3 separate regions of the Homo sapiens genome follow, and all the other regions are linked to region 2. A link is a contact called in ENCODE Hi-C or POLR2A ChIA-PET data. All regions are on one chromosome and are shown on one strand. Each heading gives the region's core, a stretch centred on a gene start or an enhancer-like site at or near the end of the contact. The rest is flanking DNA. Distances are from core to core; before and after follow the strand shown.

What was found. A loop is a pair of places that touch in the nucleus more often than their neighbours do. ChIA-PET counts read pairs that join two places held with the same protein, here RNA polymerase II (POLR2A). Pooled maps may share reads with other maps.
Region 1: a pooled map shows a loop between it and region 2 (22-fold over the local background). The contact joins the promoter of BROX here to the promoter of SRP9 in region 2. A Hi-C loop is called at or near these places in 10 of 50 pooled maps. POLR2A ChIA-PET finds 5 or more read pairs at or near these places in 2 of 52 experiments (CD4-positive, alpha-beta T cell and OCI-LY7).
Region 3: a map of CD8-positive, alpha-beta T cell shows a loop between it and region 2 (8-fold over the local background). The contact joins the promoter of COG2 here to the promoter of SRP9 in region 2. A Hi-C loop is called at or near these places in 2 of 168 maps with a recorded cell type or tissue (CD8-positive, alpha-beta T cell and naive thymus-derived CD4-positive, alpha-beta T cell) and 7 of 50 pooled maps. POLR2A ChIA-PET finds 5 or more read pairs at or near these places in 1 of 52 experiments (activated B cell).

Annotation. Positions count from the first base shown.
Region 1 is chr1:222,711,174-222,714,099 of GRCh38, forward strand. It overlaps BROX (BRO1 domain and CAAX motif containing), which reads left to right and starts at 1,391. Exons shown (of 13, transcript NM_144695.4): 1 at 1,391-1,769. It overlaps AIDA (axin interactor, dorsalization associated), which reads right to left and starts at 1,318. Exons shown (of 10, transcript NM_022831.4): 1 at 1,035-1,318. The coding sequence starts at 1,144. RefSeq lists enhancers at 1,086-2,000, 2,369-2,588 and a silencer at 1,199-1,418.
Region 2 is chr1:225,776,401-225,779,119 of GRCh38, forward strand. It overlaps SRP9 (signal recognition particle 9), which reads left to right and starts at 1,426. Exons shown (of 3, transcript NM_003133.6): 1 at 1,426-1,612. The coding sequence starts at 1,541. RefSeq lists enhancers at 419-1,179, 926-1,145, 1,396-1,765.
Region 3 is chr1:230,640,936-230,643,731 of GRCh38, forward strand. It overlaps COG2 (component of oligomeric golgi complex 2), which reads left to right and starts at 1,546. Exons shown (of 18, transcript NM_007357.3): 1 at 1,546-1,743. The coding sequence starts at 1,672. RefSeq lists a silencer at 1,340-1,479 and an enhancer at 1,570-1,789.

The DNA.
Region 1 (2,926 bases), core at 141-2,640, 3.1 Mb before region 2:
ACAGAGAATAATTAATGGCGAGTTTGCAAACAATAGCATTTTGGCAGACAGTTCTTAAGTTCAGTAAAATGTGCAAAAACCTAAGCAAGGTTTTATGTGTATATAAATCTTGTCTTTTATTTTTTAAGACAACCCTGAAGTTTTCTGTGGAAACCAGAAAGGGCAAGAAATTGGTCTTAGGTTGCTCAAGGAAACTGGTACTCACTTGTACCCTGCGGCTATACATTATATACAGGAAAAGGAGGAGGGATCCAAGGAGGGCGTGGAGCTCCTGTGCGTGGTCCATTAATTCACATTTTGCTCTCTTCGGTTCACATCCTGCGCGGACTCCACCCAAGGCAACCGAGCGAGGGGGTGGGTGGGACTCACAGCCTACCAAATAACAGTCCCAGAAACCGAAACGAAATCGAGGTGGAATTCTGAAAACACGGCTCACCAGAAAGAGGGGTGGAGAAGGAGCGCGAGAGGAGACCCTTCTTTTGGCAGAAGAGGTATCCCTGGCCCTCGTTGCTTCCTGGGCTCCCCCCCATCCCCTCAATCGCAAACAGTTCCCTCCTTTCCTACGCATGGAAGAAGGAAGACACACACAGAGCAAGGCCACTCATCCTTGGAACGTGGGCGGAGAACACACAAGTATTCCTCAGAGAATTTCAAAAGGAAATCGAGGAAAAGCAACCTGGGAGAGGAGGAGGAAAGGAAACTGACTGCCAAGTGGGGGACCCGCGAGACGGTGGAAAGGAACTAAGCAGATAGCCTGCTGGGGCCTGCGCCCCAGGAAAGAAGGGCTACCTGTTGAATGGAACTGTCCCTGCGGAGGCGGAGAGGGAAGAAGGCGAGTCACCCCAGAGAGCGGAGCCGTTGTCCCTAGAGCAGCCTCGCTGGGGCTGGTGGCGAGGGATCTCAGCCCCAGTGCCTGCGGAGCCCCACCCTGAGAAGCCTTGGCTGCAGATACGGTGATGAGAGACACCGACAGAAACAAGGGAGAGGCGCACGACTGGAGCCGGTCTGGCCTGCTCCCGCGGTTAGTCACTCACATCTGATACTCGTCTATCGCCTCCACCAGCTGGCCCCAAGAGTCGAAGTCGGCGCCTCTCCTAAAACTGGCGCCCCAGCGCTGCAGCAGACTCCGGGTCACCTCCGACATGGCCGGTCCCCACCCCGTCCCCTCCCGCCCCTACCCCAGCAAGGCCGGGTTCTAGGGCGCCATCCTCCCCCGGCCTGGCCCCGACATTAACAGGGCCAGGAGGAACCGCTACGGCCACCACCGCCACCCGCCGAGGAGCCGCCCAAGCCCATTTGCCGCCACAGCCAAACTTTGCGGCTCCAAAGCGACCGCCCCGCCGAGACCCCGCCCCCGAGGCCCCGCCCCGGGTTAGGTTGAGGCCGCCCCACTGCGCCGAGGGCCGCCATCGCTATTGCGGCATTCTCCCTCGGCTCCGGAGGTAGGGGCAACTCTTCTCTTCCTGTCTGGGAAAAAGACCATAGCTCAAAAGGAAGGCCGAGGGAGAAGTTAGAAAGGGATGATGAACGAAGCGTTTTGAGGGGACTGCAACGCCGCGGCAATACCCGCCCCTGAGCTGCGCGCACTACCGCCTCGGTAGCTATCATGGCCGCCGGGTCACGTGACTCCGGCTTGGCGCCGTCCTGGTTTTCCGTCACCCTGGTTCTGTAGTCTCGGTTCTCCGACTCCCTCTTTTTCTCGCTTGTGGACTCCGATATATTGCCCTTCTTCCCTTAGAAGAACTGCTGAACCGACTCTGAGAAATTTGGTAAGTATGTCAGAGGATGGGTGTTTCTCAGTAATATCCCCCGCTACTTCCCCGGAGTCTCAAGCAATAGGATCACCCCCTTTTACATTAGTCTCCATAGACCCCTGGACAGTGGACCAAAAGTCTCCTTCTAGTGCCTTGAAACAAACGACAGAAAGAAAATCCATATTGGTCACCACAAATCAGTGGCATTAACAGCTAGATCCGCTGAATCCCCTTGCCCCGCATCTCCATTGGTCATTGGAGAGCTTATAATACAAGCTAAACTGGGGTTCGTTCGGCCGTTGTCTGGCCACCTCTCCCGGGTTGACAGTATCGGCTTTCCACAAAAATGCCTGTTTGGAAAGAGGGGAACTCAAGTGTTGGCGCGTGCGCACGGTCGCCGCCCGCTGCCTCGAACGGGACTGGGCACGGGAGGAAGAGGCTGGGTGGTAAACAGGAAGTGGGCGCTCAGAGCTCGGGGGCGGCGCTCAGGTAGGTTCCTCTGGGGACTCGGGGCTTCCGGGGTGGGGGTCCCTTGTTAGGAGCGGGAGTCCTCTTGTGGAAGTGTGTTAGCTTACAGCTTCGATCCGAATGTTGTATTGGTGGCTCTAAAGGCACCCTTGTCCCTGCGGGTGGGTGTGTCGTTCTTCTATCCCACCCTAGGAACTCCCGAAAACTGAAGACCGCCGGGTCGCAGAAGGGGAGAAGATGGGGCAGGGGCAGAAACCCTCTTCTTTCCTGAAGTAAAGATTCGCAAAACTTCAGACATTTTCATCCAGGAAGTAGGAGGCCGCATTAAAAGAAGTATTTGTGGAAGATTTCGCAGCCTCAAGTGCTGAGTGTGATATTATTTGTAGGCACATAGATGCTGTATTAGGCTATCGGAATTTATATGGAAGATGTGTAGAAGATGATATTTTCTGAAATAACTCGTTAAATGTTTTGAGTCCTAAATAAACCTGCTCAGTTTTTCGTTGGGTACACACTGTATTCTCTATTCATTAAGTATGTGGTGCTCCTCAAAACCAGCTTTGTCATGAATAAATAGCATAAAGGAAGCACTTAATGTAGGCATTTCATACACTGTACAGCCACCATTATTTTCTAATACTAGGAAAAGTCGATTGTCAGAATTTTTTAGTGCCTTCAAATTAAATGAACCTTATCAGAATTTT
Region 2 (2,719 bases), core at 176-2,675:
TTGTTGTTGTTGTTTTAGAGACAGAGTCTTGCTCTGTTGCCCAGGCTGGAGTGCAGTGATATGCGATCTTGGCTCACTACATCCTCCATCTCCTGGGTTCAAGAGATTCTCCTACCTCAGCCTCCCGAGTAGAGTAGCTGGGATTACAGGCACCCACGACCAAGCCCAACTAATTTTTTTATTTTTAGTAGAGATGGGGTTTCACGATGTTGACCAGGGTGGTCTTGAACTCCTGACTTCAAGTGATCTGCCCACCTCAGCCTCCCAGAGTGCTGGGATTGCAGGTGTGCACCACCGCTTCCCACCTGTTTTTTTCTAATAGGCTTCCTTATTCATTTCTCACAATGGCTTTTCCAAACCTTCTCCTCAAGGATCCAAACCCATCCTTGCTTCCTCAAAGATCCAAAACCACCCTTCCTATTTACGAAGGTGGTCTCCTGTCTTAGGTGACAAGAAAATGTACCTTCTTGCCCTCGTATCTACATGCTCACCTATACCCTCACCCGACTTTTCCCTCCTCCTCACCCCATCAAAGGCAATAATGCACCTGTTTTTATTCATCTGGGCCTTTGGTCTTCCCCTTCATATTTCCCGAGACCTCGCTTTCTTCTTTCTCTTGTATTTTTTATTTTTCTATCTCTTATGTGTCCTTCTCTAAAAGTTATAAACATGCACAAAATCTTTCCATCTCAAAATATAATACCCTTTACCTGGTGTCCCCTGCAGGCCATCTTCTTTATTTATTTACTTTTGCGCCAGCGTCTTCCTCTGAAGCCCAGGCTGGGTGCGTAGCGCGATCATGGCTCACTGCAGCCTCGGACTCCCGGGCTCAAGCGATCCTCCTGCTTGGAGGATCAGATTTTTTATCCTTGCAGAAGTGATAATATGGCTTCTTCCTCATCTCCTAAACACCAGTCATCTGACATACACTGCAGATCTAAAATGGGCCTACGTGTTCTGCCCTTCCTTGCCTACCTGTTGAGCTTGCACCGCTTCTGTGAGTCTCCCCCCACCCACAAGAGATCCTTCTTCCTTCGCGCTCCACTAACCCGACATAAATGTTTATCATATAAAGTTTTCCGTTGCACTCTTGTGTTTATGTCTCCTGGCTTCTTCACCAAGCTGTGTGACAGCTGGGCCCTGTCGCCTCCTTCCTCGTATATGCAGCGACTATCGCAGAGCCGCTTAATCTTTGTTGAAGGCAGCTGCGGTTCAGCCCTGAGGGCCACGGGACGGACGCCACTCATTCAGCCCTACCGGGGGCGCTGTGGCAGCCGGCATTGGTTGCCGTGCCCTCCGCTTGTCTCGCTCAGCTCTCGAGCCACACGCCCTGGGCTCCGCCCACTCCCTGACAACATCCCTCCTGCCCATTGGGCGAGCATGGACGGGGCTGTCCAATGGAGCGAGGCGTTGGTGCGAGGAGGCGCCGCCATCTTGGGGCTGCTGGGACTCGCGTCGGTTGGCGACTCCCGGACGTAGGTAGTTTGTTGGGCCGGGTTCTGAGGCCTTGCTTCTCTTTACTTTTCCACTCTAGGCCACGATGCCGCAGTACCAGACCTGGGAGGAGTTCAGCCGCGCTGCCGAGAAGCTTTACCTCGCTGACCCTATGAAGGTAAATCGCTGGCGGGGCCGCTGCTTTGGGCCCCAGCCCAGGATGTCTTCCCGCCATCCACTCGGCCCCTGGAGCTTCCCCAGCGCTCCCAGGAGGTGCTGGGAATGAACACAAATGGACCCTGCCAAGTTAATGTTCTGCTCTCTCGTCCCCTTCTTCCCTGATCTAGCGGCCCAGTGAGGCCCTGAAGCTGGCAACAGCCAGGTTCATCTCAGCCCTAAACATTTCTGCAATCGATCTTCCCGCCCCAGTCCCTCAGCTTCCTTTATGGCTTCGGTTGTTTTACGAGTCCCTGAAGCCAGGGCTCCTCCCCCTGCAGCTTCCTGTCCTTTGTCTTGGTTCACTTTTCCTGTACCGCCTAGGCGGTAAGGGTACCTCATGTATATAAAACTGATGATGTTTTTTCTACTACCGCTCAGACATTCTTGAAAGATTCCAATTTGGAAGCATCTGTACCCCCCAGAATATTGGTTCTTAGTATTTTGGGAGTCACAGGCTTTGGGACCATAAGAATAATATTTGCACCTTTCCTCAGAAAAATGGTATAAGTAAATGTATAAGTAAATGTTTGCAAACAATTTTAAGGGATTCATGGACCTCTGAAATACATTCTTAGCCCCCACAAAAATTATAATGGAGGTGGATGTCAGAGGTTAGCTCATTATTAAAAAGCAAAGGAGTCCAAGTGATGGGAGTTTAGCATTCGGGTCTTACTTTTCGTCTCTTGAGGTTTTGGTTATTTTATTGTCATGTCTAAGAATTATTTGAAGCATCTTCGTGTTAATTAAAAGTTCTGCTTCTTTTTAGAACTCAGCATATTGAAGGGATTTTATACTGAAAACCTCAGACCTGGTTATGTATGATGCTTCTTTTGTTTTGTGTTTGTTGTAACTCAGTTATCTCTTTTATGCTGCATTCATTTCCCACTCTCGTGTTACTGACCCCAAGTTAAATTAGGTTCTGTGGGAGACACAAAGGTGAATGAGATTCCGTTCAACCCTTAAGGAGCTGGTATTATTGGAGGGTATTATAGATCCAGTGTATTGTGACTGTATCCCTCGGAGAAGAAAGAAAATTAAAAGCAGATAAAATCTCGGAAAACCGGGG
Region 3 (2,796 bases), core at 296-2,795, 4.9 Mb after region 2:
ATATAAAACAACAAAAAAAGAAGGTCTCGATGCGGTGGGTGGGGAAGGGCAGAGGAGACAGGTTGATGATGGTTGAAGCGAGGTGCTAAGTACATAGGGTGGGGTTCTTGTGCTCTCCACACTTCTGTGTACTTGAAAATTTTCATAACAAGAGAAAACAAAAAATTAAACAGAAAATGAGGTTTTCATTTCCTCCAGCAAAACAAACATAACAGGGACTTAGGATGTACTTTTCCCAATCGCTCCTCTGGCAGAATATTTTGATCCTCCAGCTAGCTTCCGGCTCTTATCCTGTTCATCTGTTCTGTAGATACTGGCAGGAAATAGGCTCTTCAACAGGGCCTGCTAGGTCCAGTGCTAGGGAGTAGAGCGTTTTGGATTCTACGCCTACATTTTTTTTTAAGTGACCAGTTTTCTAGTTGAGATACTTGAAATACAAAGTCTCATGGTGAGGTCTTACCCTCTGCTGTCCCATTCCTTTTTACAGGCCATCATGGCGTTAATCTTATCTCCAAGGAGAAAAATTGGGAAGAGAGGCCTAGATTCCTCAACAGAAGCGGGAAGGAAAGGTTTGCAGAATGAAGAGTGTGAAGTGAGGTTTGTGGTTTGAATCATCCGAATGTCAAGGAGAAAAGAAGAAAAATGAATCATCATCATTTGACCACGGTATTTACAGCTAGCGGAAGGGACAAGAGGAGAAAAAAGCAAGGGAGGAGATAAAGGAAGAACGTCTCAGAATAAAATTGGGGTGGGTGGGGGGAGGAGGAGGAAGACAGTCTAAGAAATTGGTTTGGTTGCACCAGTACTGGCCACAACACAAAAATTTGTCCATTCCTGGTTGAAATTAAAAATAAATGTGCATGCACATGTATTTGTCTGCTGTGTTTAATCAGATAGCGAGGCACTCCTTTAAGCACCTTGAAGACCCAAAGTTGCGCTCAGAGGCTGCCCACCTGGAACGGAGACCGAGGTTGAGCAGGGAGCTACTCAGAGGACCCAAAGCCGCCTAGCTGACCACCTTCTTCCCTATGAGTTCCCAGTAACGGAGCCCAGTGGAGGAGACGCTACACTTCTCTGTGGGGACAGAGGCTAAGGGCGGGGGTCTCCATAGAGGCGTTAGCGCCCACCAGCGGCAGTGACCGCGCACAGGGAGGTGAAGAATGCGACCACGGTGATACGTCCAACCTGGAAAACGGGCCTGAGAACCAAAGGGCCAACTTCTGGCCATGCATAACGAAGCAGAGCAGTCTCAGGGTAGAAGGCACTGGAAAAGCGTTGTAGGACAATTTTTCCCAGTAGAAACGGTGGGGGTGGGAGGGAGACCCGCTCACCCCTTTTGACCCACCCCTGCAGCTCAGCCACGCCTCCTAGGGAGGTGGGCAGCCTTGCAGGAGCCCGCGCGAGGCTGCAGTACCGCCCTCCGCCACATGAGGGCAGCACGGCCTACCCGTGCAGCAGCGGCGGCCCCCGCGCCCCTCTTGGCCAGAGCCAGGCGCAGGCCGGCTTGCGGTGCCGTCGTTCATTGGCCGCGGCGCGGGCGCTGCCATGTTGGCGGAAGCGGACCCCCCTGTGCCGTGGAAACTGGCGGTGGCCGCGGCCGCCGAGTCGGTCTGCGCAGCCTCCTGCGTTTTCTCGCTTGGATCTTGGCACTGAGAGGCGGTGGCCGGCGGGATGGAGAAAAGTAGGATGAACCTGCCCAAGGGGCCGGACACGCTCTGCTTCGACAAGGACGAGTTCATGAAGGTGCGCGCGGCGTCCGCTCCCCGGAGCCGGGCCATGAGGGTGCCTCTGCCCTGTGCCCTCTGTGGCGGTCTCTTCGGTCGGCTGCTCCTGCCTGCGCACGCTCAGTGTCAGGTCCTCCGCCGAGACCTCGCTGCACTTCGCAATGAGTCTTTTGGCGTCAGGTTTGGCGGGTGCAGCCTGGAGAAAGCACTTCTGTAAAATCGTGCGTGTTACATGGAAAGGCCTGAAAGTTCTGGGCAAGTGGTTTTGAGCTGCATGTCAAAGCCACTGTTACCCGTTCCTGTTACCATGCAGTGCAGTCAGATTGCCAGTCCCCTTGTCGGAAAGAAGCTTGTGGACCGGGGCCTTGGAGCTCATTAAGTGTGTGTTGAATAAATCTCCAAGCCCACGTACTTTCCTAGGGACTCGGGTCGGAAAGAAAAAGAACTTAATCTGAAGTTTTGCTTAACATTCAGCTAAAGCTTCCAGAATGGGATATTTAGAAGCTTAGAACATTCTTACCGACTATTGCAGTACGACAAAGCAAACCATTACTCTTTAAAGAAGTTGCTCTACTTTTTACGTGATGCATTTGAAGAAGTTGGTAGTTGTAGGTCATAAACTTAGAGAAAAGAAATATAAACTGAAAACACTTCACTGATGATAAAGTTCATCAGGCACAGCCTTGAAAATGGCCAGGCTTTGAGTGAGAGCTGGGAGGAGCTTTGCTCCTACTTGGTGTATCCCTCTGGGTCTGCACTTAAGCCATTCAAAAAATGTTTCTATTTAATTTCCTGAGGACTAGGATTTTTGACACCTTTTAGTAGCTGCTTTCAGTGTTAAAAAGCGAAAAGTTTTAGCTGGTTAGTAGACATCTACAATTTTGAGCAAGTGAGTTGAAATCTTACTCTGCCTTTCTTGGTGACATAATGTTTTCTAGATTAATTAGCCTATCTCTTTTTGATAATATTTGCATTCAGATTACATCTCCAAAGCTGTTTTTTTTTAAAGTAGATCTGTATCTTCTCCAGTGTGACCATATCATTTTTCGTATGTAGGACTTATCTATACCCA